Linked DNA regions of Homo sapiens: all the other regions are linked to region 3. A link is a contact called in ENCODE Hi-C or POLR2A ChIA-PET data. All regions are on one chromosome and are shown on one strand. The core of a region is the stretch at or near the end of the contact, and the rest is flanking DNA. Distances in the headings are between cores, read along the strand shown.

Evidence for each region. A loop is a pair of places that touch in the nucleus more often than their neighbours do. ChIA-PET counts read pairs that join two places held with the same protein, here RNA polymerase II (POLR2A). Pooled maps may share reads with other maps.
Region 1: a map of dorsolateral prefrontal cortex shows a loop between it and region 3 (4-fold over the local background). The contact joins two enhancer-like sites. A Hi-C loop is called at or near these places in 1 of 168 maps with a recorded cell type or tissue (dorsolateral prefrontal cortex) and 4 of 50 pooled maps. POLR2A ChIA-PET finds 5 or more read pairs at or near these places in 4 of 52 experiments (A673, MCF 10A, WTC11 and 1 more).
Region 2: a map of tibial artery shows a loop between it and region 3 (5-fold over the local background). The contact joins two enhancer-like sites. A Hi-C loop is called at or near these places in 15 of 168 maps with a recorded cell type or tissue (MCF 10A, Right ventricle myocardium inferior, ascending aorta and 10 more) and 20 of 50 pooled maps. POLR2A ChIA-PET finds 5 or more read pairs at or near these places in 2 of 52 experiments (AG04450 and WTC11).

Annotation. Positions count from the first base shown.
Region 1 is chr5:173,471,090-173,473,789 of GRCh38, forward strand. All of the region lies in intron 4 of LOC105377732 (a long non-coding RNA gene), which reads left to right. Among named protein-coding and RNA genes, the nearest start is that of LINC02995, 110 kb to the right of the region's middle. Within about 2 kb of position 1,327, at least 21 of the 41 ENCODE cell types and tissues checked have a DNase peak (open chromatin) inside an H3K27ac peak, as active enhancers do.
Region 2 is chr5:173,498,254-173,500,953 of GRCh38, forward strand. All of the region lies in intron 11 of LOC105377732 (a long non-coding RNA gene), which reads left to right. Among named protein-coding and RNA genes, the nearest start is that of LINC02995, 80 kb to the right of the region's middle. RefSeq lists an enhancer at 448-1,114. Within about 2 kb of position 1,283, at least 13 of the 41 ENCODE cell types and tissues checked have a DNase peak (open chromatin) inside an H3K27ac peak, as active enhancers do.
Region 3 is chr5:173,289,276-173,291,975 of GRCh38, forward strand. All of the region lies in intron 3 of LOC105377731 (a long non-coding RNA gene), which reads left to right. Among named protein-coding and RNA genes, the nearest start is that of MIR12118, 13 kb to the right of the region's middle. Within about 2 kb of position 1,350, at least 2 of the 41 ENCODE cell types and tissues checked have a DNase peak (open chromatin) inside an H3K27ac peak, as active enhancers do.

The DNA.
Region 1 (2,700 bases), core at 77-2,576, 180 kb after region 3:
ATATATACGTATATACATAAATATATATAAAGATATTTATATATATAAAGATATATATATACACACACACACACACCCAACTAAAGGTGTTTATTTCTAAATAGATGAAGAAATATGTAACATCCATTTATAAATTAAGAAATAAATAAAATATATAACATATTTATTTATATCTATATGACTTTGTAGAACACTTTGTCAGCCTAACATGGTTTCTCCAGGCGGGCAAGAAATAAACATATATGTATGTGTATAAATGTGTATATTGACATTAATGTATGTGTTAGACATATTTAAAATAAAGATATGCATAATTTACCTGATTACAAATACATATATAAATAAGTCTATGTGTATTTGGGTTCAAATCCCAGCTGTGCAAATCATTAGCTCTGTAACATAGGCATGTTCTGTCACCTCTCAGAGTCCAGCTTCCTTATCTATAAGATGAGGTTGATGTGGCCTGTGTCTCAGGGATGCGACAAGGAAATGGAGTCATGCATATTAAGAACTGAATAACAGGTAATCGGGAAGTGAGAGATATTATGTATTATTGCAGAAGGATTGTTGCCTGCAGACCCTGCTGTGTTTCTTCACACCAAATCATGGGCAAGTTTTTTCCCGCCAATCCACCTGATAGCACAGAGCTGTGTTGTGGAGGGCTTTAAAACAGTCCTTCTTGTGTTCAAGGACCCTCTGGGAGGGTCAGAGGTCTGTGCATGTCCTTTGTCAAAGAATTCTCTTTCCTTGTACATGCAGATGAGAAGTCAACTCTGAAACACAGGCCAGGCACAGTGGCTCTCGTCTGTAATTCCAGCACTTTGAGAGGCTGAGACACGAGAATCACCTGAGGTCAGGAGTTCGAGACCAGCCTGACCAACATGGCGAAACCCTATCTCTACTAAAAATAGAAAAATTAGCTGGGCCTGGTGGTGGGCGCCTGTAATCCCAGCTACTCGGGAGGCTGAGGCAGGAGAATCGCTTGAACCCGGGAAGCAGAAGTTGTAGTGAGCAGAGATCGCGCCATTGCACTCTAGCCTGGGTGACAAGATTGAAACTCCGTCTCAAAAAGACAAAAACAAAAACAAAAACCCCAAACAAACAAGCAAACAAACAAAAAACATCCTCTTAAACACAACTCAGGCGGCAACTCCTATAAACAAAAATCAGCATAATAAACATGGTGGCCCAGTGGTCTTTGGGCCTGTCAACTGGAAGTTAAGCCAACTCTGTTTGACTTCATTTCTGAAGGCAAATATAGCTCCAGCATTAGCCAAACTGGGCAGTGAGGAATTTTTCATGTTCCCAACACTTTCAACAATGCCCTATTATGCATGGTGACTCATGAATGGGCTCACATCCACGGAACAGCATGTGTCTCTCTGCAGTGAGCACAGTGCTTTGCTGTATGTTTGAACTAATTTCATAGTCTGGTCTCCACCACAGATGTTACTTGCCTTCTTTTCTGACGGTTGCTGTAAGCTTGTTGTATCAGAGAAAGCCAGAAAAGGAAAGAGCTATGATTCTTTGCACTGGGCAATTGAGCGTTTTGGAGACAGTGCTCTGGAGAGAAACTTAGGTTCAAGTTGAATTAAAAGTGAAGTCTTGGGTGTCTTTGTCAAAAGGCATTTACCTTAGTTGGCGGGTCAAAGAAAACTCTCAGGTCATGCATAATGGTTGTGGCTGCTGATGCCATCAGCTCTCTTTCTCTTGACATTCAGGGGAAAAGACAGCAGACTGTTTAAACAGCTCCTTGGATGTGGCAGGGTCAAGGCGGCACGGGAAATTGTGTGCAGAGGCAGCTGATTTGCCTCGTAGGTTATTATAAGAATGAAATTGGGCAATTTTATAGAGAATGAGAACCCCAGGAACACATACTTGGTTTCTAACATTCCAAAAGGAGGGAAGAATTACTGGCATCTAATCTGTCCCAAGGACACCCTGCCCTGTTGTTTTTTCCTCCTGCCTGGTACACATGCCTTGGCTGTGCTGAGCTTCAGCAATTTTTGAAGCTGTCATGGAGCAGGGTGGGCTCAGAGCCAGCCTTGCTTGTGCCACCTCAGACCTCTGCATCATTGCAGACCCTGGAACACCCACACCTCTTGGCTCCCTGGTGAACTCCTAGCCTACCATCAACAGCCATCAGAGACTGCAGTTTTTCCAGCAGGCCTCCTTGACTCCCCACTCCTTTGGTAGCTGCCTCTGGTCCCGGCACAGATTTCTGTTAGTGCTCTTACCACCTTGTGTTCTAATGTAAGAATAAGAATTTAAACTCCTCGGCAAGGTCTTTGCTTACTGCTCTGCCTCTTCAACTAGATGGTGGATTTCTGAGAGCAGTGACCTGGGCTGTCTTGCTCACTGTGTATTCTCAGCACCCAGGACATTTCCTGGCAGGCAGAAGGCACTTAGTAAACATTTGCTGAACGATCGAGTGAATAAATGAATAAATGAATGAATGACATCCACAGGCATTTTTGTGTGTGTATGATGAGACATATGAGGTTTCCAGGACACCAGAAACTCCTACAGTCATCCATTCTAGTATGTCACGACGTTGTCACTGGAAGGCCCTTTTAAAAATCACTTCTGTTACCTGTTATCATTCACCAATGCCTGTGCATGAATGAGGTTACAGGATTACAAGGTACCTGCGTAGATAGACCAGGTCTGCTTCTGTTTTGGGGTAAAAGTAGGGAAGTG
Region 2 (2,700 bases), core at 33-2,532, 210 kb after region 3:
GGTTGCAGTAATTACTTTTATATAACTAGAGTTGGGGACTTGTGAATCAATTCCATACCCATTAGCAATGTACGCGTGAGCCAAGATTTTTTTTTTCTTTCTTTTTTTAACAGGACTGGACAGTGTTGAATCCTTGGGGGGAAGAAAAACCAACACTTTTTTTTTAAGCTGACAGCACATTCCATCCACTCGGCAATGTAGAACTAATGAAGATATAAGTGTAAGAAAACCTATAATTGAATCCAGCACGTAGCAAGCATAGTTGAGCGGCGAGTACACCCAAGCTGAAATCACATGTGCTCCTGTCTAATCCTCTCCGGGCGCCCAGCACAGGGAAATATTTCTGGATTGTGTCTCAGGCTGTGATTTCTATCCAAGGCAGAATAGAAACGGCCTTTTCCCTGGGCAGAGGCTTTGGGCTGTCAGGGGACACCTGAGTTGCCTTTGATAAGGCTGCCGTTTGGATGGTGATTTAAAGAGCAAGTCTAGAAAAAAATAACCTTGAGAAAGAGGAGTGTTTTGGACTAGAGCCCTTCTTGCGCGCTTTCATTCCGCTTCCCTTGCCAGTGTTTCTCAGTTTCCCCCATGGTGGCTGGAGGTGCGTCTGTCCCCACAACCCAGAATTGGGGCAGTCCCTCAGGAGCTGCTTTTCGATCCCAGCCCTCTGGTGTCCAACATTCAGAGCAAGCCCGATCAACCCAGCCCACTAAGTTCCCTGCATCCGAGGACCCCTTTGATGCGTGGATCCGAGTGGGAGGGAGGCCAGAGTGCAACTGTGTTTTCCTTTCAACATTCCTCAGGAGTGATTCACTGCCAGGTGTCCCCAATACCCCCAGCTGCTCCGTCCCCTGCAGTTGTTCCGTAGGGATGAGGCTTTTTGATGCCCTGTCCTTGGCCCTGCCTGGCTTCCTGTCTGGGGCAGGAGAGAGCAGAATGGCCCCCAGAAACTCTGCTCTGGATGTAGGACTGCTTGCTCTGGAAGCTGTGGTGTGTGCCTCTGGCAGGCTGCTCTGACCAGCAAGCGGCAGCTGGATGCTTTGTGCACTGAACTAAGGCTGCGGTGGGTTGAATGTGCATACCTCTGCGTGGCTCCCACAGTACCCACCACTCCCTGTTGTTTCCTGCTCAGTGTAACGTTCTATTTCGTTATCTGGGTTCTCTGCTGGGCAGTGTTTGAGTTTAGACCCTGACCAGAGAGAGGGAGCAGGTGCTGTGCCATGTGGCCACTGTGGCGGATTTATGCAGGGGCACCCACTCCCCGGCTGCCCCTGCCTCCAGGCAGTTGAGCTGAGGGTGTTTGCTCAGCTGCCCTGGCGCCTAGCCTGTGGGGCCATGGCCTTCTGCTTCTAGGCCATGGAAGGTGGCATGGGCCCAGAGAATTGGGCAGGTGTGCTGCCAGGCCCAGTCCCCGGGGCCTTGGGGGCCTGGATTGGAAGCTGCAGGGAGGTCCCTGGGAGTCCTCTGAGCAGGCGGCCTGCGTTGGGACACCCTGGCCTTTTAGCTGTTGAGTCCTAGTTGGAAGGGGCATTCATTCCAGGGACATTCTTTCTGTCTGGAGCAGAGACTTGGCCTGAACCTTGAACCAAAAACCGGAACAAACTGCACTCGTTTGCTCAACCTCGAACCAAATCCAAATATTGTTTATATCGCTGAGAACCAAACCAGGGTTCTGGGGTTTGGTTTGGTTTGTTTTCCCACCAGAGAACATTTAGGGAACAAGGCTGAGCTGCAACAGGACTAGGAGGGAACCTGAAGAGGCCCTTTGTGTGGATTTTGGACTCAGCGAGCTCTCGGTCAGGGGAACACTGCAAGACACAGTTAGGTCTGCAGAGGTTGCACTAGGTGGACTGTAGGGCTGGAGAAGCTATGGGGCCAACGTCTGTCCTGAGGAGAGGACAGTCACAAGTCCACATCTCTGTAAACAGTGCTGTGTGGTGTGGGATGCCCCGTACATTGCTACCAGGCAGCAGTGATGACTAGGGGATGCCAACGGTGGGTACAGAACTGCATACATGGAGGGAACTTTAATGAAATCATGCACCGATTGATTTTTCTGAATTTATTTCCGGTTTACTCTAGGTCACTCAATAGCCATCTGCTTAGCACCTGGCGCCATACTGAGGCAGATCCCAAAGAAACAGCAAAGGGTTGGCCTCCACTCTCTCCGAGTCCTTGGTACACTTTGGGGGCTGGCGCTACAGTGTCTTGGAGATACACTGTCATGTTCAAATAGTGTAGCTCACAAATTCATGTCCCCTTGGAAGCTCAGGATGTGGCCCTATCTGGAAATAGGGTCTTTGTAGATGTAATTCATTAAGGTTCTCATGACAAAAGCGTCCTGGATTTTGAGTGGGCATGAACTCCAATGACTGGTGTCCTTGTAATAAGAGGAGAGGACACACAGCCACACAGGGAGAAGGAGGCCACATGAAGACAGGGGCAGAGGCTGGAGGGAGGCAGCCAGAAGCCAAGGAGGCCAGGGAGGAGTTGCTCCTGGAGTCTTCGGAGGGAGTGCAGACCTGTGACACTGTGAAAGGTGTCCCTTTCCTGTGGGAAAGTAAATATCTGTTGTTTGAAGCCACTCACAGTCACACAAACCAAATAGTGAAGCCCCCGAGATGCCACACTCACACCTCCTTTCTTTGAAAAAGTGAATTCTTCTGCATAATTAGCCACATTTTTGTCATGTGACCTTGCCAC
Region 3 (2,700 bases), core at 100-2,599:
TGGAGTCCTCATTCCTGTTAAGGCAACCAGCCGGCTACAGCAGCTGCTTCCTTTAGTCTGAGTGTGCTGTGTCCAGGGCACCGCAGTCCCCACCACGCCCTCTTGTTTCCCACCCCTGATCTGCGTCACCATCAAGCGAAGTAAGAGCTGTAGAGATGATAGGTAGGAGCATGGATTGTGGAGCCAGAAGGCCTGGATTTGAATTTTACCAACTGGCTGTGTGACCTTGGACAAGTTAGTTCACTGCCTTGGTTTACAAACCTGTGAAATGGGGACATTCATTTAATTTCGACTAATTAAACCAGTTTTTAACATTGAAAAATCAGGAGATCTCATAGAATGCCTTGAAAAATCAGAAAACCTGGTAATACAGGTCTCAGGGCTGATAGCACATATCTCATAGGGTTGTTTTAAGAGTCTTAAATGAATTTTCCTCCCTCCCCCCTTCCCTCCCTTCCTCCTTCCCTCTCTCCCTCCCTCCCACCCTCCCTATCTTACTTTCTCCTTCCCTTCCTTCCTTCCTTCCTTCCTTCCTTCCTTCCTTCCTTCCTTCCTTCCTTCCTTCCTTCCTTCCTTTCATCCCTTCCTTCCTTGACAGGTCTTGCTCTGTCACCAACGCTGGGGTGCAGTGGTTGGATCACTGTAGCTTCAACTTCCCCAGGCTCACTGTAGCCTCAACTGCCCAGGCTCAAACAATCCTCCTGCCTCAGTCTCCCAACTAGCTGGGACCACAGATGTTCACCACCACTCCTGGCTAATCTTAAAATTATTTGTAGAGACAGGGTCTTGCCATATTTCCCAGGCTGGTCTTGAACTCCTGGGCTCAAGTGATCCTCCTGCTTCGGCCTCCCAAACTGCTGGGACTATAGGTGTGAGCCACCACACCCAGCCTTATTATCATTGTTTTCTAGTTGTGGGTGTTTTCATTTTTGGACTGTTGCTCTCCCTTTACAGTGACAGATTTCTTTTTCTTCTAGAACTACGAATCTTTGTTTCCCTGTGATCAGACAGATAGAGTTTGCAGGGAGGGTTAGGTATGAACCCGTTGGAGATGTTGGATGAAGCAAGGCAAGTGGAGACGATTCCTCTGAGAACCTGGGCTGCTTTCTACCATGGCCACACTTTTGGGGGCTGCCACCCCTGGCTGGGAACCTGCCCTGACCTAGGGAGCCACTGAGCAGGGTGTCACTCAGCGTCCCCAACACCCTGGCCTGTCAGGCTGAGTCCAGTTCCTCCTGCTCAGCACCAGACACCTCCAGACCCTGGAGTCGGGAGGCAACTTAAACAAAGGCGTTTATCTCACCCGGGCTCTCCTGCTGCTCTGCTGGACTGCTCAGCCAGGCTCTGGACAGCATAAAAAGTCAGGCTCGGATGACAGAGGCAGAATTTAGAGCCCTTTTGGATGGCAGCTGGGATCTGAGCTGTCAACCGGAGGCGAGTCAACACACTCAGGCTCGCTGCAGCTCTGCACAGAGAGGGCAGGGCAGTGATGCTGTGCAGAACTCCCGTCTAGTCCGGCTTTTTTCTATTTATAATTTCCCTTGATAATAGAGCCCATTCATTGCCTCCGCAGGCCCCTAATTGCTCTGGAGCAGAGGGATGACAGCCTAATTATTAACTTCACAAAAATTGAAGTTGGGCTGTGTCAACAAAGTCCACTCACTGTCACCCAGATGCGACTCTTTGCCCTTCATGGTGGCAAAGGGCAGTTAGGAAAAAAAAAGAAAGAAAGAAAGAAAAAGGCTGGCGTGGTTCCAGCTTAAGCAGGCTTTTATTTTCTGGCCTAAAATTATTTTGGGGGAGGCTCTACTTAGAGGAAAGAGAATGCCTGTTTCCTCTTTGTTGTAAGCTGTGGTCAGCTGGTCACCATGCCCCCGACTGGAGGTGACGTTTTTGATCTTTGGAAATATGACCTGAGAAAATGTTAAAAGGGACCTTAGCGACTGTGTGGCTGTGATTAAAAACGGGGCCCAATTCAGCCTGCAGATATGTTTTATTTGGCTAGCAGAATATTTAGCAAACTTTTTTGTTTTTTAAATTGAGGGAAAACTCACATTACATAAAATTAACCACTTTAAAGGGTACAATTCAGTGACATTTAACACATTTCACAATGTTTTATGACTATCACCACTACCTAGTCTCAAAACATTTTTATCACCCCAGAAAAAACCTCTGTCCCCCTTAAGCACTTACTCCCCGTGTCCTTTCCTCCCAGACCCTGGCCACTGCCAATCTGCTTTTTGCCCTTTCTGGATAGTCCATCTAAATGGAATCATGCAAACTGTGGCCTTTTGTGATTGGCTTCTTTCACTTCCCATAAGGTTTGCAAGATTCTCCTGTATCATAGCATCCTTTCTCAAAGGCTGAAAAATGATAAAAAGCTTTTGAATTCATTTCTGTCAGCCTTATTGAAATATAATTTGCCGCCCACACAATTCACCTATTGAAATGTACAAGTCAAGGGTGCAATTCAGAGTTGTGCAACCATCACAATTAGTTTTTAACACTGAAAAATCAGGAGATTTCATAGAATGCCTTGAAAAATCAGAGGACCTCGTAGCACACAGCTGGCATCACAATGCTAAATGGGACTTGCACTCACAGGTCTCCTAGGGCCCCGCCACTTCCTGCTGTGCTGACCTGGCCACTGCGCTCATTTCCTAACTGCATAGCCCTGGAGGGATGTGAGCCCGGATT